4 separate regions of the Homo sapiens genome follow, and all the other regions are linked to region 3. A link is a contact called in ENCODE Hi-C data. All regions are on one chromosome and are shown on one strand. Each heading gives the region's core, a stretch centred on a gene start or an enhancer-like site at or near the end of the contact. The rest is flanking DNA. Distances are from core to core; before and after follow the strand shown.

Region 1 (6,432 bases), core at 477-2,976, 370 kb after region 3:
TTAAAATGGGGCAATGCAGGAAAGACTCATCCCAGGGACCCCCAAGGCTCTGATTAAGGAAAGTGACCCGGTATCGTTGAATTTAGAAAGGTTGGTCCAGTGTTATAGCATAAGGCAGGGAAAAGGCAGAGATGGGGAATCCAGACCAAAAGTTGGTGTAATTATCCAGTTATGAAGTGAGAAAGACCTCAAAAGCTTATTTTTTTCAGTCAGACAGATATATTTTGCTGTTGACTTGTATGGCTTGGCTTAATCAGTCACTTGCCTAATTTCAATAGACATACATTTGGGTAAAGGTAGTTTCTAAAAACCAAATCACCTCAAAGAACAAAGTTTGACCATCATTTACAACATTCTAAAGAGCCTCACATAGTATTTTAAAGCAATGGCAAAACATGAATGGCAAAAATATTTTCAGCATTGACATCATCAAAGAAGAGAACATTTTGGTCTGCCCTGCAAAAACTGTCATATTACAGTATCACAGCATTCCTCAAAGTGCATTGTAGAGCATTGATTCTTTGAGGACATTAGTAGGTATTAGGGCAGGGAAATTATTGTGTGTTCAAATATATTTGAAATGTGAGAGTCAATAAACAAGATCCTTACTGTAAGATTTCTCAGAATATTTATATCCCAATGGGGATGTCCCCATTATCCAAGGACAATATCCCAATGGCCTTTGTGCATACATGTTGGAGCTCTAGCATGTAGCATTTCCAATTAGATTTGACCATGGCACTCTACTTTCATGTCCCATCTCCTAGTACTAGTGTGTCACTGAATGCACAGTAAGAAATGCTTGTATATGCACATAGAAGATTACATTATAGTCTTTTGTGCCATGTAGATATATAGATAAAACATATTTTAAAGATATATGCATGTGTAATTTCATTAGGATGAAATTATTTCATAACTGCAAAGAATTCAAGTTATTCATCCTTTGCTAATTGCCTTTGGCTTTAAGGCTTGTCAGAATTCTTCTGCTCATTAAATTCATAATCTCCTTCTGAGGGAGCGTTGAGGACGACTTCACTGGAGTGGCTCACCCACACACAGCCCCCAAATCAGGCTGTTCATCATCTGAGTGTTTTTCTTCAAGCACACAAAGAAACTATTTTCTTCTGGGTAGGGGCTTCCCCTGACCTCCCACCCACCCTGGTTAGGTAAAGAGTCATCCCCAAAGAGATGTGTCATTCTTGGAACAGAACATCCCTTGGCAAACATTCACTGAGTAATCATTCAACTAGAAGCATAAATCTACCCCGAGGGTCGGAAAAACCCATAGTGAAAGAGAATAATGGGCAAAGGGAATTGCATTCCAGGCTATTAAAATAGACACGGGCACTGAAGTGAATGTGCTGAAATGAAACAAAGGGAATTCTCCAAAATTCAAACATGGAACTCTGGGTGATAAACTCTCGACCTGGTCCTGATTAACTCTTAAGTCACTCAGAAGAGATCATCATTCCCTTTTACTCGGGACAGTATGGTGGTTGATCCACACTGGGCCATTTCCTGTTGACTTCAACACGGGGCTGATGGTAAAAACAACCTTTCTTCTTTTTCCCCTATCCTTTCTTCTCCACGCCCCTTCCATATGTGGCTATCATGTTGACCCTGCAAAAGATATTAGACAAAAAGTGAGTCAGAGCTCAGGATTCTCCGGTGAGTCAGAGCAGCCTACCTGCAGCCAGACAGGCCTGGGGCAGAGAGCAGCATTGGCACCAGCTCTGCTCTGTAGGTTGGAACGGGAGCTGAGAGAGCTGTACTTGCTGCAGAGGCTGGCGGGGAAGTTTCTGCTGGGTGGGCTAGGCACAGGTCCAACAGGGATCAACATGTTCTCGTCACGATTCAGACAGACGCCTGACACCAGGGGGGATCCAAGCTGGAGCTGCCCAACAGGTGGGCAGAGCATTGCTCAGAAATTCAGACTGGCCAGGGGCTTGATTTTCAAAGAGGCAGGATATGGAAGTGGTTGGAACATGGGCTTCTGGTCTCATTTCCATCCCTTGTAACTGTGATTGTGGACAAGTTACTCAACCTTCCTGAACCTTGGTTTCAGATAGTGTTACCGAGGCTCTTTTAAAGGATACAAGGAAATAAAATACCCAACATTTATTCAGCACCTACTATACTGTGCAAAAAGTCGGCTAGGCATGATTACATTTAATCCTCACAACAATCCTCTGGAAGAGGCCTTATTATTATCTCCATCTCTGAGGTGAGGAAGCTGATATTCAGGTCACCATCTAGTAAGTGATAAATCCAGACCTGAGTTCAAGGGCCAAAGTTTTAGCCAAATACTCTCACCAAATCCAACTCTTCTCTGGTAGTAGGATACTCCTACTGCTGGTAAGAGTAGGAATGACATTCTTAGCCCAAGTTCTTGATGGATAGTGCCAACGCTTGGAGTAGGGGAAAGGGCAAGGTGACAGCAAGGCTGTGGTCTTCTTAGTCCAAAGTCAGAGCTGAGAAACTCCTCAGCTTGTTAGAAAGGATGCCAAAATCTCACAGAAGGGACTTGAGAACAGAAAGGCATCCACAGAACTCTGGCTTCAAAGTGAGGCACCATGCAAGTGGGCAAAAAACAATGAAGAAGTGCAGGGATCAGCGCAAGGACATGACCCTGGATTAGCATCCAGCACAATCCAGAAAATCAGGAAAGAGTATGGCAGTCTGCTACATGGAAGGTGACTGTGTCCCAAAGACCACTGCAGGACTGCAAGAGGTTTAGGATAGGATGCGTGGGACAAAGACAGTCAGTGTTAGCTCAAGAAATGGAGCTATGGCTGGGCATGGTGGTTCACGCCCAGCACTTTGGGAGGCCAAGGCAGGCAGATCACTTGAGGTCAGGAGTTCATGACCAGCCTAACCAACAGGGTGAAACCCTATCTCTACTAAAAATACAAAAATTAGCTGGGTGTGGTGGCGTGTGCCTGTAATCCCAGCTACTCAGGAGGCTGAGGCAGAAGAATTGCTTGAACCTGGGACACAGATGTTGCAGTGAACCAAGATTGTACCACTGCACTCCAGCCTGGGTGACAGAGGAAGACTCTGTCTCAAAAAAAAAAAAAATGGAGCTACAAATTAAAACACAGACAGAAAGCCAAATGCTGCGTGTTCTCACTTATTAATGGGAGTTAAACATTGGGTACACATGGACATAAAGAGGGCAACAATAGACACTGGAGAAGGGGCGGTGGGAGGGAGGGTTGAAAAACTAACTATTGGATACTATGCTCACTACCTTGGTGACAGAGTCAATCATACCCCAAACCTCAGTATCATGCAATATACCAATGTAACAAACCTACACATGTACCCCCTGAATCTAAAATAAAAGCTGAAATTTTTTTTAAAGTGTTACACACAGTTGCTGGGAATGTAAATTAGTTCAGCCACTGTGGAAAGCAGTTTGGAGATTTCTCAAAGAACTTAAGACAGAGCTATCATTTGACCCAGCAATCCCATTACTAGGTATACATCCAAAAGAAAATAGATCATTCTATCAAAAAGACGCATGCACTTGTACATGTATTGCCATACTATTTGCAGTAGCAAAGACATGGAATCAACCTAAATGCCCATCCATGGACACTTGGATAAAGAAAATGTGGTACATACACACTATGGAATACTGCACAACCATAAAAAAGAATGAAATCATGTCCTTTGTGACAACACAGATGGAGCTGGAGGCCATAATCCTAAGTGAATTAACAGAGGAACAGGAAACCAAATACTGCATGTTCTCACTTATAAGTGAGAGCTGAACATTGAGCATATATGGACACAAACTTGGGAACAATAGACACTGGGGACTGCTAGAGGTGGAAGCGAGGCATCAGAAGTAAACTACCTACTGGGTACTACGCTCACTATCTGGGTGCAATATACGCATCTAACATACCTACACATGTTCCCACTATATCTGCAATAAAAGATGATTTTTTAAAAAAAATAGTATATTGTTTCTAGCTAAGTTTTGAGATAGTTTTTACACATCAACAGATAACCTTGACCCTGATGCCCACTTCCAATTTGAGCCCTCAATTCCCTTTATTTAATAAATCCTTTAAAATCTTAAAAAAAAAAAAGAAGTAGGGCTAGAATAAATTTGCACTTAGGGATATTAGGGGACTTCTGTGGATTGCTTCCAGAAGGTTAAAGATTAAAAGTCATTCCAGGTTATTTCTTCAGTAATGTAGTATTTTCTAGTGTAGTTTAGTGTGGAGTGGTGTGGTGTAGTGTAGTATACTGTAGCATAGCATAGCACAGTGCAAAGTAGTGTGGTACAGAGTAGTACAGTGGTGTGCTGAGGTGTCGTGTAGTTTGTTGCTTTGTCATATATAGAGAGCAATATGGTATAATGCAGTGTGAGACACAGGGTTGTACAGTGTAGTATAGTGTAGTTTAGTTTGCTGCAGTATCATTATATTAGTAGTGTAATACAGTAAAGAAGGAGCCATGGAGCTGAAGTCAGGAAACCTGAATTCTCATCCTTTCTGTGCCATTAGTAAGCTGCATGGCCTTGGATAAATCAAGTAGTCCTTTTTTGGCTGCTTTTTTCTGTAATATATAAAATGAGGAGGTTGGAAAAGATGATCTAGAAGGTCAATCCTGAGACATCCCACAGCTTGGTCTTACTCATGAGATCTCTAACAATTTATACTTTCTGCCAAGATTTAGAGATTCCTTATACAGACTTTCCCCAAGTTTAGAATGCCAGATAATGTTCCTGGAAGAAAGTAGAAAAGGGAAAAGGCCATAAATAGATTTTAGTACCAATTCAACATTATGAACTAAGTTAAATGAAAGGTTAACGTATTGCAATCCAATCCTGGCCATAATTCTTTGTTAAATGAAGGGTATTCTTAGCCAAAATACAGGGAGGTCTGGGTAGCTGCACTCCAGCTGCAGAAAGCTTCCTATGTTATATTCTTTGTGCTGGCACAACTGCAGTACCTGGAGAGTAAGCGATCCATTTGGTCAAAATTGCTGGACCAGATAATCATACCAACCCAGGCCTCCATGATTACTGGTATCAAGAGTCAATGTTAAATCATTTCTTTTTTGGAAGAAGTGTGAATTGCTGCTATATTTTCAAGTCCATAATAATGTATAAGGCATAAGGGTAAATTCTGCTAAGAGACTTGTTAAAAATATAGAATATAGAATATAGAAGCTTCTTGCCCTATTCCTCTTCACTTTCTACAGTCCTCCTCAAGGCAACTACTTTTGACTCAGCAATTACTTCAGGTATTTATACATCTTCATATTTCTTAAATAATATGATACTTCTGTCTTTTGATTCATCAATTTTAGACATTATCTGTTGATTTCCCATATTGATAGATTAGGATTTAGCTCTCTAATACCACCATTCCCTCTGTGTGTTCTCTCATATACTCACAATAATACTGTATTTTGAGGTCGAGCCAATAGTCAGTGTTAGTATTATTATACATATGAAAATATTCTTCACAACTGAGCATTATGGTGTACTATGATTCTGTTTCCTTTTTTACTTTTGCTTTTCCTGAAGTTAATACACGCCTTGTCTTTTTATTGACTTAGTTTTCTTTATATGTATTGCTAATTATTTCAACATCTTCCCAAAGCTTGTCAGGTTAATTTTTCATGAGATAAATGACATCAGTAATCCTTCAACAACTTATTAGTTTAATTTTGTTTTGTTCTGAGACATCTCTAGGCTTGTTTCATAGCTGTCATCCTGGGACTTCCCTTTGTCCATCATCCTTGGAATTCCCTTGCTTTTCTCCTTGTTTGGGTTCTCTAGCTCCTGTGTGTCATGACTACCTCTTTAATGACATACTTCTTTGTTTTGAAGAAGCAATTCCTTTAGCTATTCTGCCAGATTAAAAATATAGTATTAGAGCAGAAATCATGGAGATAACAGCCCTCAACATGCCTGCCTTTTGAGTCATGATGTTCTAATATGGACTGGCTTTTTTGCAGCCCCTGGGGCACTATTGTCATTCTGGAATCTCCCTTCCTCATTGTTGCCTCTAGTTTAACTTGACTCTCTTGCTTTCTGAATTCTGTCTCTTCCTCTTTCTAGATTACTACCTCCTCTGCTAGAAAACATCTGTTAATGCCTTTTTGAAATGGAGTAGAAGGAAGGCAAAGTATTTGAGACATTGCATGTTTGAAAATGTCTTCATTTTTACCCTTACAATTGATTAATAGCTTGGCTAGGTATAGAATTATAGCAGGGAATTCTTTTTTCCTTCAAAGTTTTAAAGGCATTGTTCTGTCTTTTTTTTTTTTTTTTTTTTTTTTTTTTTGCTTCTAGTATAATCCAAAAAGTCAGATTCCATTCTGATTCTTGATCCTCTGTATAGACTTTCTTTTTTCTCTCTAGAGGATTTTTTGTTTCATTGTCTCCAGCACTCTGAAACCTTA
Region 2 (6,393 bases), core at 683-3,182, 400 kb before region 3:
TTGTAAAAAAGAAAGATAAAATATTGCCTATCATGTGTGTGGCCTGAACACAACCTTCAAAACATCTTAAAGGTTATCCATCAAGTTTCTTAAAAGGAAATATATTGGTCTTAATTATTCTTATCTTATTATATAATATGCTGTGGATTTATTTTTTAACCTATAATCTTATGCCAAAAGAGGCCATTTAGGTTTATTTTTATTTGTAGAGTGAAACAGAAACAAAATATACGGGCCTATGTTTGCTGTTTTAAATTCTACTCTCTATTACTTTTCCTTTCAACTTGGAAAGGAATTTTGTGCTACAGGACGTTTGGCCCAGGGTCAGCGGCGCTCCCTGCAGGCCGGTGGGGATGGCCTGAGAGAATTCTGGGCCAGCAGGCGGCCATATATTTCTTCCATAATCCTGTATGCGCGGGCAAAGTATCAGGCAAAGGTATAAATAAAACGTTCTGACTCCACATATGGTATTTTGGGTTTACAAATCCTTCATAAACTTTTTCCATTCCTATCAGCAGTTTTATTCATTATGGGACATCCAGCAACTCTCCTTTCGGGATTATTTGAGAAGCAGTAAAGGCTTCCTGTGAAAGGAGCACGTTAGCTGTAAGATTTGTGCAAAGATCGAGTGCCTGGCGGGGAGTAATCCCTAGACTGCGGATCTCAAATGTTTGGTGGGGTTTCCCCTACTGCTGGCTTTCATGTTCTCAGGGCATCATTACTGCGGTGGTGCAGCCGTAATGATGGGAAAGTGCCTGCTTTCTCTTTTCCCCCAGGGCCCCAGGGTCATATCTATGGGCTGGCAGACATGTTTTCTCCTTTCTCTTTCCTGTTTGCATTCACCTTGTGATTTTACTGATTTGGGGGTTCAGAGTGGGAAATCAGGCCAAAAATATATACATTCGAGATTTAAAAACTGAGTTATATCCAGCTTCCCCTTGCAATTTGAAATTATACTCCTCTTTCCATCTCTGTGTAAGTATGGGTTTTGACCAGTTTACGGAAAAAGTATATATTGGATCAAAAAGAGGCAATAGTTGGGTGTGACCTGGGAGCCAAAGTATCTAGACACATCTTAATGGGTGGCCTCATTCGTAAGAACAAAGAGAAAGATCCCTTGCTGACTGAGTAGAGGAGAAACAGACATCCTCTGGAGCTGAGGCTGGCAGGGGACGCTACAGCGAGCCGGCCAGTATGAGTTCACAGCCCAGGTCACACACCCTCCCCTCTGCTTGGCAGCAAGCACTATGCCTGGCACAAGTTATTAAGTGTTGTTCAATGTTTTGGATAAATTAAGAGGGGCAAGTGCCAGACTAGATGGTGCCACATTTTTAACTCTGTCCTCTTCCAAACTGTAATCATCTTGGTTCCACCTGCTAATTACCATTCGAATGTATCCCTTCCACTACAATGGCATTGCCTCGCCTCTGATCCTTGGCTTCTACAGCTATTTACTATTACTCCAGATTGGGGTCCTCAGCTGCAGTCAGACCACCAGATAGATCTGTGAGTCCTCAGAGAAAGATCTACCTGTTAGCTAATAAACTAATAAACTTCAGCTCAGGGCCTCACTTGCACGGTCCCTTACAAGAGCTGGGGGAAGACCTTGCAATGTGTTCACATGGTCATATATTTTTGTAAAATGTATTAAAAGTGAGCTATATTTAGCCATAATTGGTTAAGACTGCTTCCCCTTTCTGTTTCGACTTCCCCTCTGTGCACCTACTGTTAGGGTGTCAGCGTCGTCACCAGCACTTTGGGGCCCCAGCTAAAAGGAAGTTGAGTTGCGAATATATTTAGTTTGGGTTCAGTAGGGGATATTTTTGTGGTTGGTAGTTGTTTCTGAATGCAGTTAAGTTATTACTAGTCATCCTGGTGTAGGAACGGCTTCTAGGAATACTCCTACGGCCCCCTGCACTGACGCACCCAGCCTCGTGACAGGAAGTGGAGGGTCAAACGTCATCTGGTGATATGAATTTGTCCTGCAGCATCTGACACCAGACGTTTATGCAGAATCAAGGAGAAGCAAAGTTTGAAATATACAAAGCAGGAAGCTGGTCTCTGGAAAATTCTTCCAAAGTCAGATATGTAAAATCGTAAGCAGAGGACTTTGTTTTCAATGACAGCTAGTCAAAACAGAAGTTGTCTCCTTTCAGGAATATAGCACGCCATGCTGTGTATACAATTATACAGGCCTCATACATTTTCCTTTCCTCCTTGATGAGAATTCTGCAAAAGAGATTTATTGGAATTCTCATGTTTTAACCTATGGTTGTGGTATTTATCATCATTCTAAAGTTCTATTTTTTTTGAGGTTTATCTTCTCATTCTAAATAACTGTTCAGTTTTATACCTAATTATATATTCTTGGTTTTGAATTTTTTTGCTTAAGAAGGGCTCCTCAAATTGTATAACATCAGGTTCCAGAAGATCTGTGTAAGCCACTGACTGTCCCTGGGGTTGTAGTCAGCCTGGTCTTCTCTTTTTTCTAAATTGAGACGGAGTTTCACTCTTGTTGCCCAGGCTAGAGTGCAGTGGCTCTATCTCGGCTCACTGCAACATCTGCCTCCCAGGTTCAAGTGATTCTCCTGCCTCAGCTTTCCAGATAGCTGGGATTACAGGCATCCACCATCACACCCGCTAATTTTTTGTATTTTTAGTAGAGACAGGGTTTCACCATGTTGGCCAGGCTGGTCTCAAACTCCTGACCTCAGGTGATCCACCTGCCTTGGCCTTCCAAAGTGCTGGGATTACAGGCATGAACCATTACGCCTGGCCAGGCTGGTCTTCTTAAAGCAGAAGGCTAGTAGGTGACGGCCCCCTAATTGGAATACTTTGACAACCTTTATCCTTCATAAACTGACATCCACTGCCCTCCTCCTACCTTTCTCATGCTATAGACCAGCCATGTGCACACTGACAGCTCCTGGGACACACAGCTTCATTGTTCGCCCCTCACCTCCTTTGACCATGTGGATCCCTGTAATCCCAATGACTACTTCAGTATTTGTTAGATAATCTTCTGTTTGTCTTTCAAAATACAGCAAAGGCAGAAAATAATGCAGGTGAGGTGAAAACCTGCCAGCATTAGAGTTGGCATAGGGTAGACTGCAGGGCCATGAGTGTTCACAGCTGGCCTCCTTGAGCCAGCCTTTGTAGGCTTATAGGGCCTGGAGCTCAACCATCAGTGGGAAATCTGGCATATACCCCTGGTGCCTGGCCCCTTTCTTGACAAAGAGTGAGTGCCAAATCCGTGTTGTGAAAGGCATCCATGAGACATCCCACTGTGGGTCCACCACCTAAAGCTCTGCAGCAGGAAGGATGTTGGTCTGGACTCTGTCCAGGCCTCTGGACTTTGCTTTTCCCTTCCCCCGACCTTCTGGTTTCTCCCCAGTCTATGTCACACGGTGCTCTGCAGTGTCTGTCTGGTCTGGTTATGGAATATCTCCAGCCACCTCCATTCTCATGCCTGCAATTCCTGACATTCCTGCTTTGCCCCATCTTTCAAGGCCAGAGCTCTGGGAATACCCTGGAGAGAACCATTTGTTTCTCCTTCATTCTTCATTTATCAAAATTTTCTCATTATCTTTCTCATTCTTAATTAGTGTCTGCCAAAGGAAAGGTGTCTGTAAATAGACTTCATCTTATATTTGTGACTAAAGGGTCCAAATCACATGTGGAAAAACAGAGCAGTAACTGGAGTTGTAGATATTCTTTGATTACATATCTAGTATTATTGGCAGGGACATTTATGACAATAAAGAAAAGGCCAGTTATTGTTGACAATATTTACTGAAAGCCATTTCAAGCAAGCACCTTTTCATTATTTAATATGTGCTTTATTAAATCACAAGACTGTTATACTAAATTAAGTCAGAGTTTTATTAAAATTTATAGATGATTGTCCCCTCTTTATTTCCCTTCCCATCATCTTCTCTGTGTCAGCGTATCGTAGTCTTTCGTTTCAGTTTAGGGATTTACATGTAAGGAAGATTGTGCCAAGTTACAGTCCTCCCTTGCCTCCCTTAGAATGCACATTATGTATCAAGAAAAGATATAAGGAGACTCTGGGAAACGTCCAGGCCAAAGAAAGCAAACGTTAAATCTATCATTCTCAAAGCATGCCCTTGGCCAACTTCACAGAGCTCTCCTGTGATTAGCTTTTTGGGGAATCATGAAAACAGTTTCCTTTGCATCCCCAAAGTTATGAACTTTATTTCTTCTTCCACATATCCAACTGGCCAGTGTGAAAGTCCACCAGTTTCTCTGGCTGGAGAGGGATACAAATGCGGCTCCACTCCTGAATCCCAGAAGCTGCAAATCTGCAGAGATAAATCAGCTCTTCACATTTGCCATCTCTAGGGTGAGCAAGGGGAGGGGTCCTCAGGACAGAAAGTGTATGTACCTTTTCTCAAAGCAGAAGCTCACCATTGTCCTGTTAACTTGACCGCAAGGAGTGACTCAGGCAGGACAGCCCATCTCCCAGCCTTTCCTCTCCAGGTCCAGAACTTTACAGATGAGATCAGCTTGAAAGTTCCTTTATCTGAAGTGTACTGTACTCAGTGGGGGCTGAGAAGTCCCCGAGGACTCCAGAGCTTCCTTTAATTGCCTACCAGATGAAGGGGGCTTTGGTGACACTTGAAGACTGGCATCAGATAGATGATAATTTCCCAGATATAATTTCATCCAGCTGGACTTGATACCAAATGCCAAATACCAGAGAATCATAATAAACCAGACAGTCTTCATGAGTGAGACACTTTCAAGGACGTTCACTGTTATTGCAACAAAACTACAGTTCAATTCCCAGCTCCACAAAATTCTGATCTTGCTTTCATCTTTTGCAAATAATAAGGGTTACAGTAGGATCAAGAGTGCGGGCTGGGAGTACAAGATAAATGACAACTCACCACGCCTTCTTGATAACACCAAAAGGAGACTATTTATTTTATGCAAAAATAGTTATAATTCTTATGTGTGCTCAGATCTATTTTACCCCAAAAGATAAGTAGTCTTTTTTTTTTCTTTCTGGCAGATAATTAATAGTTTCTTATCTACATTTCCCTTGTCCAAACTAAGCTGCTAGGCAGGGTAGAAGAAAAACATGGGCATGTTCAATATGTTAATTATAAGGTTATGACATTATAAAATGTAATCTAAATACAGTGGCCTTAAAGATCCTGAAATCTGTGCCAAAAACGAATCACATAAGGACAGAGTCACCACAAAATGTTTGAGAAATGACCAATTACATTTGTTTCTTCCGTCATTTCTTTGAATAGAGCTTATGTTACTTTGTAACTTTTATTTGTCCAATATTCCTGTTGAATATTTCAAGTGTGAAGTGAAAGGGTTTGGGGACACAACTGTGACATGATATTGTCAGGCTAAGATGTGTTCAGTGCTTTAAAAAGGAAAAAAAAAAAACCACTTTCGGAGGCCGAGGTGGGCGGATCACGAGGTCAGGAGATGGAGACCATCCTGGCTAACACAGTGAAACCCCCTCTCTACTAAAAATACAAAAAATTAGCCAGACGTGGTGGTGGGCGGCTATGGTCCCAGCTATTCGGGAGGCTGAGGCAGGAGAATGGCGTGAACCCGGGAAGCGGAGCTTGCAGTGAGCTGAGATCGCGCCATTGCACTCCAGCCTGGGCAACAGAGCGAGACCCTGTCTCAAAAAAAAAAAAAAAGGAAAAAAAATATGTTAGGCAAATATAGGTGCTTCTTAGCCTATGGTTCTGCGAGGTCCCCAAACACCCACATGGCTTATTTAGTCAATATCCTGGACTCGAGGGACTGAGAGCCTATAACAAGCCTACAAGGAGGCTGCTCAAGAGATGGAGGCAGGCCGGCCTTAGCTGGAGAATTTCCTGCTAATGTAGCTGTGTGGGAAAGGAAGGCCTGACAAAGAGGCAAAGGGAAATGTTTCATATCTCCAAATTTTGCAGTAACCTAGCTTGGACTTTAAGCCACATCCTCCTAGAGTTGGACTGGGCTCCTGCTGTTTTTATTTCTCTGTAGCTAACCCCTTGGTGTCAACGTCTCCCAACAAATCTGACGGTTTCATCTGCCCAGCAAACCTCATTGCTTCCAACAAATGGCTTTATTTAACTTTGCAGAGAAGACTGAAAACAAAGCATTTTTCATAGTTTATATCTGATGTTCATGTTTTATATTCTTCTCGTTCAAATCGTATTCTTCTGCCTGCTTTCCAGGGGAGAAGTTTGCGTGTAATCCATTGCCCTATTCAAATCCCCTCTCATACTCAGTCACTGCTCCTAAGCACATCTGGATGCTCAGCCCCACCTCTAGGAGCCAGTGCCCTTTTCAAAGAACAAGCTGACTCTTTCACATGCCTGGCAGGTGGAGGTGGGAGGAGCTAGGGTAGGAGTG
Region 3 (6,272 bases), core at 2,738-5,237:
GTGTTCTAGGCCTGTTCAACCTCAGGCATTGTGAGCAAATGCTTTCTTTCTTATCATGCCTCAATTTATTTTTTGATACTAGAAAAAATGGTCTTTAAATTGTTATTTCCCAGAACATAGAAAAAATTCTCTTACGTTTGCAAGACAACCAGAGAGAGACCCAAAAACAACCTCTAAAATATTGGTCCCCTATGTGGACTTTGGATGAAAATGTTTAATGATCAGCATTAGGGGCAACAAAACAAGGCTAAACTAAAGAAAGAGAAATTTTCCTATCTCTATTATTATTATTCCAGGACTTGTGAACTCATCTCTGTCATCCCCATCTTTTCCTCCTTTCATCTCCAGTTGATAATCTGACAAGACAGAGAACAAAACCTCTATTTGTCTATTTTTATTATATAGAGAAAATAATATCTGTGTTGGTGGGGTGGGGGCAAATAGTCAGAGCTATTGGATGTCTATGTGATAACTGCATTAAAAATGCCAAGCAAATCTTGGCCTCTCTTTCACTTCCTGGTTTCTTATGTTTAGGTGGGTCAATTGGTTGAGAGATTCTCTCTGTCTTTGTTCATTTGTCTCTTTCTTCCCCATGTCTTTCTCTCAGCACAGAGAAGAAGTTACACTTTTGCACTGTGATGAATCCAGTACTTGAGTCCCAAATTTTACAAGAAATAACTCTATTCAATAATAATGTTTAGTAATAGTGCTTTTACCATTTATTCCTGCTATGGTTCCCTCAAGAAAGACTCTAGGAATGAGTAGGTGCATGATTTATGGGAAATGATACATCTAATGTTTTTGCTTTCATTGTTATTTTTTCCAAGTAAAATCTGCTTTATACAGTAACACTATTGTGCAACCTCTGCTTTATTTAGTTTATACTTTCCAGGTTTTGAGATTTCTTAAGTCTTGCTTTTCATTTTTCTGAGATTTTTTGCTTATGGGTCACTTTTGAGCATAGCATAGAGTATATGTTGTCTCTCTCTCTCTCTCTCTCTCTCTGTGTGTGTGTGTGTGTGTGTGTGTGTGTGTGTGTATCTTTTGATAGGGAAGTTTAACCTACTTGCATTTATTCTCATAGCTGATTAGCTTGGTTGTCTGTCACCTTATTTTAGGCTCTGGTTTTAATATTTTTTCCCCCTTACTGTCTCCCATGAGGTCCATGTTTAGCTATAGTGGGAGAGCAGAAATATTATGGACAACTCATTGCACTCTATCAGGTGGTTCACAATTTCTATTTTCCTTATTACTGATTATCTTTACTCATTTGACTGAGGTGTTATTATTCAGCCTTCTCCACAGTAAAGTTGCACTTTTTCCATTTGTATTTAAGAAGTATTTTGTAGAGAAATACTTTGAAATTCTGTATAGATCATATTCTTCATAAAACTTTTTAAATATTTCTGTCAACTAATCATTTTCCATATCATTCCATGGATTATAATCTATTAACACTGTTATTTATTTTAATGCTCAAATTGCCCCCTCAATTAGGCAGTGGGAGTTCCTTTAAAATGGCACCTGCATCGTTTTGCTGTATCACCATAATTTCTTGCACAGTAAAATGCTCAATATTTACCTTGTATTTTTCCTGCTCCAGTCCTGAATCAGCCACTTCTCCAAGAAACCCTTTTAGTGGAGAATGGTATTTAGAAACCAAAATCTGGGTGCCAGGTGTGCTCATTACTATTGAGGTATTGCTGCTTTCCAGCATTCTCATTGGACAGAGCTAGCAAATATATGTAAACACACATACACACAAGCGCACACACATTTTTAAAGGTCAGAATCCGATGGCAATGCCAGCATCCAGGTGTCCACCCACTGCATGCAACAGAAGGACTTTGGCAGAATTACTTTGGGAGGGCAGGAGGCAGGAGAGAAGCCAGTAACTTTCCTTGGCATAGTGAGGAATATTCCTTGAAACAGAGCCAGCTTGATTTGGGAAGTAACTGTTCTGGGAGCCTTGAAGTCTGAAAAGGTGAATCTGGAATCCATTTAGAGTGTCTGTGGCATTGAAAAATGTGATTAGTGATGTGGAGAGCCAGGTTGAGAAACAGAATGTTGAGCAAAGGAAAATAATCAGAAAAAAAATGTTGACCGCTTAAAAGTAAAGGCAACAGAGATCCATTGAAGAACAAACCATATGAAGTAGAACAGAAATAATACAGAGAGGCATAAAAGCACACTATTTTGTCCTAAAAAAGATCTGAATTTGGGTACTTAAAGAAGTCCAGGGCTATCCGCAAAACAGTAAATATAGACCAATGCATACAAATAAAATTTTCAACTACCAGTACTACAACTACTATGATTACTGCTAGCTGTACATATACATTTCTGAATATACGTGTTACTCTCTGATACCAACACCCGCCTTAGGCCTTTAGACTAGGGAATGTTCCTGGCGTTTATTATCTCCTCTGTTGTTTTCTTATGAAGTCACATTGTTTTCTTGGCTTTCTGGGGAGAAATTTTGTAGGAGCCCTGGGTGTCCTTTTAAAACTTGATTTCATCTGTAAAACATCTAGTGGAAATTCTTGGACTTTTCCATCATTTGCAAGGCAATCTTTCCTAATTTATAACACTAGGACAAGTTTTATAATGATGATGATGATGATTTTGCTTTTCCTTCATTGTAAAAGTTATTTGGTAAATTCCCTCTTTTGAAATTGGAAAGGAAGGGGTCAAATATCTCCTCTCATGCCACTAAATTTTGCAGACATCTATTTGATCTTTGTACATTTCCTTTTATTATTATTATTATTATTATACTTTAAGTTCTAGGGTACATGTGCACAACGTGCAGGTTTGTTACATATGTATATATGTGCCATGTTGGTGTGCTGCACCCATTAACTCGTCATTTGTCATTTACATTAGGTATATTTCCTAATGCTATCCCTCCCCACTCCCCTCACCCCACAACGTTTCCTTTTAACTACTCTGATAAGATGAAGAAAATGTCACAGCCAAGACAGGAAAGTAGATTAATGTAAAGTTAGCTTCTCCTGTAATATCTTTCTCTCAGAATGAATTGGCACAGACCGTTGACCACTCAGAAAGCCTTACTCCTTGATGACAAGTGGAAAGTAAATGCTGGTCATTGGTTATTTGGCTCAAGTTTCCCCAGAGGTGAGCTCTGGACAGTGTACTAGGCTTACAAATAAGGACCCTCTTGTTTATCTCTTGTCCATTTAGAATGGTAGATTTAAAAAATTCCCAAGCAGTCTATGGCAGTCTCACTTAACACAATGTTTCTGGCCTTTTAAAAGCTCTGAAAAGTTTTGCTTTGTTTTGTTTCAGTGCCACTGTTGTGGTTAATGGAATATTGTTAGGAATTAAAAACAGAACTTGACTTCAAGGCCAAAAGCTGAAATTCTGATAACAAAAGTCCACCAGAAGATCAAATCTCTTAAAAACTGTGGTGCATTCCTGTGAAAATCCAGATTCTGAAAAGGTAAAAAAAGATCTGACCTTCAAAAAAGAGAATGTTCTCTGAAGATAATATTTTCTCAGCAAAAAACTTGAGCTCTAGCTTCTCTTCCAAAGATAAGTATATTAAAAAGATTTCTAGAGTTCTCAGCTATTACTGCAAGATTGACCACTTAAGGTTACATGGTTATAGAAAATTCATTACACCAAAACTTCCAAAACTGAGTTTTGGAAACAAAACACTACTTAACTCTTGATTATGTGACATATATGTTTCTATGTCTCAGTTTACTCATTTGAATAATGAAATAATTTTATCTGTCCTGCCTTCTTCACAGGATTGTTTTCAGAATCAGATACAGTAATGGAAATTAAGATCCTTTGTAAAGAAAAAAGAAAAAAAAAACACTACACAGATGAATAGTATTATTTCACTACGATTACTGTCCTAGCATCTTCCTAAATTGATTCTGAGTCCTATAACTAATTTCAGCATGTGGGCCTAGAACTCAGTTCTGCAATTTCTTGAAATGGGCAGTTTATCCCGAAGCATTTGCTTTGATTTCAGAAATAGAAAATGAAAAGAAAAAATGATTCATAGGGGAAGTTAAGAAATGATAAGATTAGAGTCAGTCATGCAACATAAAATTACAGAAATCTAAGAATTGAACTTGATTTTGGATGTGATCTAAGCTAGTGGTTGAAATCTTTTTAACTGTGTAAACGTTTATACAAATGAAATTTACTCAGAGGCCCTATGTGTGAATCAGGAAGCATCAAAGCTGCTCTGCTGAAGCAGTCGGCCCTGGGCCCCTCTTCCTGGTTTTCTGTGCTCTGTTGAAGGGCTCAGTTTAGAAGCCATCGATTTTCTTCAAAATGCTTTATTTAGCTACAGGATCCTTGTTCAAGTATGCCTTACTTGAAGTTAGAGGCCCAGTGCCAACAACAGATAAAGGAGTCATTGCTCTGTGGAAGCATTTGGGAGTTTTGGGGCTCATTTCTCCTGCCACACAGTTTTAAGTGGCCCTGAGAGAAGGGGTTCCATCTAGCACAGTTAGGAAAGCTTTGATCTCATTCACTCTTTCATCCAATCAAAAAATAACTTGGATAGCATCTTTGGCTAGCGGTCATCCATTGACTGCTGTTCTCTCTCACTCCTTAAAGAGGCAGCATACTCTGACATTCCACGGTTCTAGCTGTTTAAAAAATCATCCTGGGGTGGGGCTGAAAGCACAGTGCCTGCAGTGCAAACACACTGCCCCTGGCTGTGTCACTCAGAGCCTCTCAGACTCAGTTACACTTTCTTCTCTATGGTTGCTCCCCATGTTTTTGGAGTCTTTACATCTTCTCTCCAGTGCAAACATTTCTCGTTTCCTCCATTTTCTCCAACCTCCTCATTATGCTTGCTACTTGCCATGGGGCTAAGTGTTCATCAATATCCTTCTTAACATGTGGGACTCTGACATGCACCCAACACTCCAGAGCTGGTCTCCTCTACACATGTTCACTAGAAGCATTGCTACCTGCAAACTGCACATTGTACATCATCTTTTAAGGTAACTATAGCTCAGAGTCCATTTATTGAAGAGTTGTTGTTTATTGAACCCCTTTCAAGTTCAATAAACAGTACACTGGGCTGTGATTTGTTATGAAGTGTGAGAAGTCTACCACTGTCATTAATGCATGCTAGCAGGAGATGATGTTGTAAAATTTTATCCTACACACTTTGCTTTTTTCGCTGAGTTTTCTTTACTCCTTTAATGCTTTCTTCTTATTTAAGTTGCTATTGAACTGCCTATCAGCTAGTTATCAAGGCGGCCCAATAACATTGTTAGATCTTAGCAATCTTCTCTTGTGTAGTCATCAGGTAGGGGCTAGAGGTCATCACTGAGATTTTTCACTGACCAATGAATGGGCCTCACCTGGGCCCAAACACTTAACCAGCCAGAATTGTGGAAAAGTCTTGAACCTGTTTAAGAAAGTTTTAGCTTCTTCACAGTTGTACAGTCCATCAAAAATAAATAAATCAGTATATTTTAGAATTTTCAGATTAGGAGTTTTTGACTTTCACAATAGTCACCCAATGCCCTTTTAGCACCCCAGATGGAGACATTTTGAACTAATCCAATATTGGAATTACATTAAACAGTTTAGGAGAGTCTGTGAGTATAGTAGCAGCGGAGCAGGGTGTTACTGCTTTTTAAAAATATCTCAAAGGTCCACATGTGTAATAATATTTACTCTTGTTTTAAGCATTCTTTCCTGGGTCTCTGTGGAGTTGTGAGCTTTGAGACACAAAAGAAGGAAAAGAGAAGTAAACAGTTTCTACAGCAAGTAGAAGACTAATAATTCTGAAACCATCTTCCTCCCTAGGGTGAAAATTGGGGTCTTCTACTGAGAACCTGTAGTGGAAAAAACAGCAGTTAAACCATCTCCCTTTTGCAATTGTCTCTCATTTCTGAGATCACACTGTGTGGTAATTCTAAAACCTCTGAATGGAAATTGCTGCCATCATTATGTAATCCCTCTAAGCCATCAGTAGCACCTTTGGCTCCCCGTTTTGTTTTCATAATTCTAAATACACAATTTAATGAGTGACAGAGCTAGATGAGAAGTCCCCAAATAATGAAATCCAAGAAGGGAACGGCTGGCTGCAACCTTGGCTAATGCCAGTCTTTTTGTTGATCCAGATATTGTCCTCCATGTCTCCCCCTCCTGTTAGTCCAGGAACTAACCCATTGACACAGAAGTTACTTTGTGACTTTATCTATAACAAGCAGCATAATGCAGCTTGTGAGCATAAAGCAGCATAGTGAGCATTTAGAATGCACATC
Region 4 (5,898 bases), core at 643-3,142, 430 kb after region 3:
ATTCCTCAGGGCCAAGCTGCTTGGGGTCCTAGTGGGATGAGGAGGTTCTGAGCTCCGTGACTCTTCCCTGACGGCAGCTCAGAGCCTTCTACATCAGGGCAGCAGGGGCCAGAGCAGCTCAGCCCAGCGGCCGCAGCAGTTCACTGACATTTGACATTGTTTGTCGGCAGTCACAAGTGGTCACTATCAAGGATTACTATTTGTGTATCTGTGAGTCACAATATGCCAGATTCATCAGAGCCAGATGTCACAGTGAAACCAGATGAGGCCCTCAGACAAATCCCACGCGCTTCGTGTGTCAGGCCTATATCCATTCATAAAACAGCTCCCTCCCAAAATATAAGTCTTGAGAAAAAAGAAAAATCTGAAGTTGGTTGTGCAATTCTGAGACTAGTTGCAATTGATTTCCAAGCCTTTCCCGCAATGCCTCTCATACTTTTAATTCTGGATTATTCTTCTACGGCTCAAAGCAGAGAAGGAGACATAGTGTCCATCATTTTACCCCAGAAGAGACAATAGAAATGGAAAGACTTCAGTAGGTGAGCTCAGAATAATAACATTATTTTTGCTATTGTAAATACAAAAGCTACTGAAATATCTTGTGGTCAGAATAAGACAGACGTGCCACTAAACCCCTCCCCACTTCTTTCTTTTCTTTCTTAAACTTTGGACTGAGCCACTTTCTCAGAAGCACAGCTGAAAAACCCTTAAAAACACATGCACGCATACACACTAGTCTCAGGAGTGCGAGGTGTCTGGAGTAAGGATTAGAGAGGTTCAAGTCGGTTCCCCTTGTTAAAATTACAGCTGCACCAAAGATGGTACAGTATATCAACCCAGGGCTCAGGAAACTTGTCCAGTTCTCAAGAATGAGAAAATGCAGCTGTGCTGGATCAGACAGATTGTGGAGGGTGAAGCTTCCCTCTCCCCTTCACCACGCTGTCCAGAAAGAAAGGTCAGAGAGATGCCCAGCTGTGCCAGGCAGCATCCAGGAGGACTGGGGTCAAAGCATGTGCATTTGTCATTCTGCAACTGTTCAAAAGACAGGTACACATTTTAAACAATAACAACAAGCATGGAAAATAAGCCCTGTATTTAGCATTTTTTCATTTTTCAATTTCACATTTTCTTTTCCTCCAGGGGTTGAAATTTAATCTGTCTTTTAGCAAAATGGAGCTGGCTCTCTCTCTTCTTCTGGCTTTTTCTCCCCAGTATACTCCCAGTGCCTATCCCAGAGATATGCTCAGCTGATTATGAAGCCTGTGCATTGTCGCCGAAGCCTGTTGTCACTATGGAAATGTGTTTGAGGGCAGGTGGTTTTTTCATCTACCCTCACTTGCAAACACACACACACCTTTGCAGCCATGGTGACCCTGCTAATCTTCAAGTTCAGCACTTGTCAGGTGCTGACACAGAAGGAATCCCAATACAAAATGCACCCATCGTGGGGCGTTCATGCATGTGAGTGTGTGTGTTTGGCTCCCCTGTAAGGTTTCCAATTTCCCATGGGACCCACTATTGCAGTAATTGGAGTGATGCAACCTCATTCAGTAGCTGTTCTAAGAAACTTTGGCCCAGGGCTACACTTGTCCCTCTTCCTGAGATGTCCTCCTTGACATTTCTCCCCTCCCCAAGAGGCACTTTTGGTAAGTGAGGCAACACAAACATCATTCACCAGCTGCACACCGGCCCCTGAGTTTGACGACCTACGTTATTGGCTAGCAGAGTCATTTTTTAGTTTAACTCACATCCGGTTAGGCACAAAGATATTTTTAAGGCTACTTGGTGGGGGGCGAGAACACATCAGGGGTCACTCCAAATTCATTCCAAATCAGAGCCTCTCAGGCCAACCCCACAGAGAGCCAGAAGGAGGAAATGACTCACTCCCTGGGCCCATTGCTCTCTCGTAATATGTTAAAACTCCTTCTCCCGTGCAGAAGTCCAGGGACCATCACTGAGGTTCAGCTGCTACTTGAAGTCAAGTCCTGCCCCAAAGGCACCCATTGCCCTCCTCCTCTTAGAGGAAGCCCATGTTCTGTGGATATGTGTATGTAATGGGCCATCCTTATATGGAATAAAAAGTTGACAGAAACAGGTTTCCCAGCTTCCCACTTTCCTGTGATGATCTCTGAATGTCGGTTGGTGAAATGAGATGATTAATAAATCCCTAATAAATAGGAATCACTCATTTCCCTTACCTCACCATTCTTCAGATCCATTATTTTCAAGTGAACTGGTAGATACAGTTAGAACTGTATAACGATGCATTGTCCTTCATTGGGCCAAAATTTATAATATTTATGTACTCACTCATTTATCCATCAGGCCATCCATCTATTCAAAAATGCCTAAGTGCCCAGTCTCCAGCACAGCGAGACCAGGAGACAGATGCCATTCTAGAGCTGATGGCTGCCTGGGGTTGGAGAAAGGCCAGGGAGTAAACAAAGGCAATCCTGTGGCACCAGATCTGAGGCTTGGAAAGCATGTGAGTGGCATCAGGCAGGTGGTCAGTGCCACCTGCAGGCAGCAGGAAGGCTTCTGAGGCTGGAGGAGCAGGTATTTCCAGGCATGGAACTGGCAAAGTCACAACAGGCAATGAAAGATCTTTGAGCCATTTCACCTCTTGCCCTTACTCATGGGACTTTTTCTTCCTTGATTTCCCTAACCCAGCATGAAGGAAACTCTGGCACACAGCAGAAAGCTAGCAAAAGCCCACTGAGAGAGGTATGAGTACATTAATAGTGATGAGTAGTTAAAAGAAAGATAAATACAATAATTTTTTTAAAAAGTGAAGGCAACTGCATGGGAGGATCGGTGAACACAGGGTTGTGAATGGCTGCTTGTGGCTCACTCATCCATGGCAGACACCACTGCGCACCACGGAAGGCTTTCCAGTTGAGTTAAATGGCAAAGGACTCACAGCCCACCCTATTGGAGTATAAACTGGCACACAAAACGGAACCTACTTGCCATTTGCATTTGTAGACTATTCTTATGAGGATCTTGACCATGAAGAGTAAAATAAATAAAATCCTATAAAATATTAGAGAGGAGAATATTTTCTCTATTAGAGTCTTTGAATGTACCTGGAAAAAATATAAAATAGAATGTCTACATAGCAGTCATATCGCATATGGTAACAGCACTAAAAGAAACGGATATTTCTAGAATGCGTATAATTTTTTTCACTGTTGTATTTGTTCCTACATTCAACAAGTAATTTGGATTACCTGTGATGTGCAATGTGCTCTCTCGGAGGGTATTGTGAGGGTTATTGAATTGTGAAGATAAAGGGTCATGGGTATTGCAGAGAGAAGGATGAACTTTCCAAAGTCAGCATTTAAGAAAGATCTAAAGGACGTAGAACTGGACTTGAAAAAAAAGTGGGTTGTAACTTATACATGTGGGAATTGGTATGACATTTTAGAAAGAAAAAAATAGCCTGAAAACGCAGAAAAATAAAAATTAGGAGGAGAGGGAATTACAGGGAAAAATTTAATGTGTCCAGAATATGTATGCTCTATGCTGAGTGCAGCCTGGGCATTAGTTAACTAAATCCTCTCTTAATCATGTTCTGTCAGTCAGTATAAGGGTCCAGCAGACAGTGTACTCATATTCTTATATGTTGAGACCTTAAGAAAAATAAGTGACATTTTTAGGAAGCAGAGATCATGAGAGTCATAGCTAATAGGACCTCATTCATTGTGTCTATTTGGTCCTGGGAGAAAAGCTCAAACCACTGGCTCAGTGCCAGGCTGTCCTTCCACCTCTTGGTAGGAAGCGTATACAGCCAGGCTTCTTGTTCCCAAGAAACAAAATATAATGGATCTGTTGGAAAAAAATTATTTAATTGCTTTGATCTTCATTTTTCTCAGATGCAAATTGTCGAGAAATATCAGCCTCAAAGGATTGTTGTAATTAGTAGACAAAATATATGAGTCTAGCCAGATAGAGAGTAAGTGCTCAGTATACATGAATTATGGATTGTGGATAGTAAAAGCATGTTTCTGATATTGGTGGTGCATCAGAATCACTCAGAGGGCTTCTTAAAACACGGATTTCTGGGTCCACCTCCAGAGATTCTGATTCTGTAGGTGTGGAGAGGACCTGAACATTGCAGCCACAGGTGATGCTGCTGGTTCATGGGCCACTCTGTGGAGACCCTGCACTGGGCTATACTGCTTTTCTCTGCTGCATCACTTGACACACCCACTCAGGGGCCTCTAAACAACTCTGGACTCAGAGATAGAGCTGATAAACTCATCCAGGAAAATGTTTTAGATAACCCAATTTGCTACCTATTAATTAAAATAAATGAGAACAAAATAAAATGGTAGAATTTATTTCAGGCACTTTAGGTCCTGAAGTGAAAAAAATATATAGAGAAAGAAAGAGTTAGGAATGCTTTTGAAACCATACCTTTCCTATTAGTGCAGTGATATTGGAAATTTGAGAATTTCCTGGCTAATAAAATGTAGTCATCTTTCTACATAGCAAAAAGGCTACTGACTTCATTTGGCCCGTGAATATTATAGAATTCAAGTTGCTTTTTTTATCTATTCTTCCCCTTCTCTTTTCCACCCTCCCAACTCCATTATCCAGGACAGGGCTACACTGGGCACTCAAGGACAGCTTTGGCTGACACTTCTACAATAGACAAAGCATTGTTTAATTTGACACCCAACTGAGCATAGATGAAGCAGCCCTGGGAATAGGTCAGACACATTCTCTAAACTTTAAGGTTTCTTCTCAAATGTCTTAACGTTAAGGTTGAAAGACAGAAAACCCTAACCCACATCTCCCTCTCAAATATCCTGAGGTTGCTGAGTAGAGCTTTAGAACAGAAACTTAGCTCTTCTGGGAAACCACCAGTTTTCCAACAAAAGACACAGCACAATGAAAACTTCTGAGATTAATTGGAAAGTAGCAGATGTGGAAAGAAACAGCAGTATGCTGGCCATACATGTAAATAATCCTGCCTCCCTTAGTCCCCATCTCTAGTGGAAAATCAGCATAAAACTACTTTCTGAGAAAACTCTATGTGGAAGAATAGATGCCTCCCTCTCAGTACAGGTTAGCAGCCGCATCAGTTAGGAGGGTCCCACGCAAGCAACCAGGAACAGCTTCAAAACATTGCTGACCAGTGGAATCTGAGGTGAACTTCATACCGTCACCTTAAACAAAGAGGGAGAGACCATAACGCACGTGGCTGCTTCTTTACAAGAGATTTTCCCCATAAACCTCATTGCCTTTGCTATCCAACTGGCTCCCACCAATGTGTGCTCATGAACGTGTAAGCAAAGGAAACAACATTTATTGAGTGCCTTCCTATGTACTAGATCTTGTGCTAGGTACTTTACAAATAATATCTCATTTAATCTTCACAGCAACCCTGTGAGGAAATGCACATGTTGCATTAACAGATGAGGAGATGTGGGCTTAACCAAGGTGCAGCCACTTGCTTAATGTTAGTGATATGACCAGGATTACAACCTGGGCCTATTTGAAGCAACATCCAACCATTGCTGTCACCAAAAGATCTGTCTGGCTTTTTCTAATTTTAAAATTACAGTAAACTACACATAACAAAATTTACCATCATAATCATTTTTAAGTATATAGTTCAGTAGTTACGTATATTCACATTGTTGAGCAACCAATCTCCAGAGACTTTTCATCTTAAAAAACTGAAACTCTATACCTATTGAACAATAACTCTCCATTTTCCCTTCCCCTCTGCTCCTGGCAATCATCATCTTACTTTCTGTCTCTGTGAATTTGACTACTCTAGATACCTCATGTAGGTGGAATTACAGAAAATTTGTCTTTTTCTGACTGGTTGATTTCACTTAGCATAATGTCCTTAAGGTTGATGCATATTGTAGCAAATGTCAGAAT

Evidence for each region. A loop is a pair of places that touch in the nucleus more often than their neighbours do. Pooled maps may share reads with other maps.
Region 1: a loop to region 3 is called in a map with no recorded cell type, with 4 times the contacts of the local background. The contact joins two enhancer-like sites. A Hi-C loop is called at or near these places in 2 of 37 single-sample maps with no recorded cell type and 1 of 50 pooled maps.
Region 2: a loop to region 3 is called in a map with no recorded cell type, with 8 times the contacts of the local background. The contact joins two enhancer-like sites. A Hi-C loop is called at or near these places in 3 of 37 single-sample maps with no recorded cell type and 3 of 50 pooled maps.
Region 4: a map of Calu3 shows a loop between it and region 3 (2.7-fold over the local background). The contact joins two enhancer-like sites. A Hi-C loop is called at or near these places in 1 of 168 maps with a recorded cell type or tissue (Calu3) and 2 of 50 pooled maps.

What each region holds. Positions count from the first base shown.
Region 1 is chr7:41,103,050-41,109,481 of GRCh38, reverse strand. LINC01449 (long intergenic non-protein coding RNA 1449) reads right to left here. Exons shown (of 6, transcript NR_110832.1): 2 at 1,559-1,623. It overlaps LOC105375241 (a long non-coding RNA gene), which reads left to right. Exons shown (of 4, transcript XR_927190.1): 4 at 1-614. Among named protein-coding and RNA genes, the nearest start is that of LINC01449, 4.7 kb to the right of the region's middle. RefSeq lists enhancers at 973-2,172, 5,877-5,926, 5,937-5,986. Within about 2 kb of position 1,726, at least 4 of the 41 ENCODE cell types and tissues checked have a DNase peak (open chromatin) inside an H3K27ac peak, as active enhancers do.
Region 2 is chr7:41,877,275-41,883,667 of GRCh38, reverse strand. No RefSeq gene overlaps it. Among named protein-coding and RNA genes, the nearest start is that of INHBA, 180 kb to the right of the region's middle. RefSeq lists an enhancer at 1,680-2,229. Within about 2 kb of position 1,932, at least 12 of the 41 ENCODE cell types and tissues checked have a DNase peak (open chromatin) inside an H3K27ac peak, as active enhancers do.
Region 3 is chr7:41,476,191-41,482,462 of GRCh38, reverse strand. The region is part of intron 2 of LOC107986787 (a long non-coding RNA gene); the gene reads right to left. Among named protein-coding and RNA genes, the nearest start is that of INHBA-AS1, 210 kb to the left of the region's middle. Within about 2 kb of position 3,987, at least 2 of the 41 ENCODE cell types and tissues checked have a DNase peak (open chromatin) inside an H3K27ac peak, as active enhancers do.
Region 4 is chr7:41,042,333-41,048,230 of GRCh38, reverse strand. No RefSeq gene overlaps it. Among named protein-coding and RNA genes, the nearest start is that of LINC01449, 56 kb to the left of the region's middle. Within about 2 kb of position 1,892, at least 4 of the 41 ENCODE cell types and tissues checked have a DNase peak (open chromatin) inside an H3K27ac peak, as active enhancers do.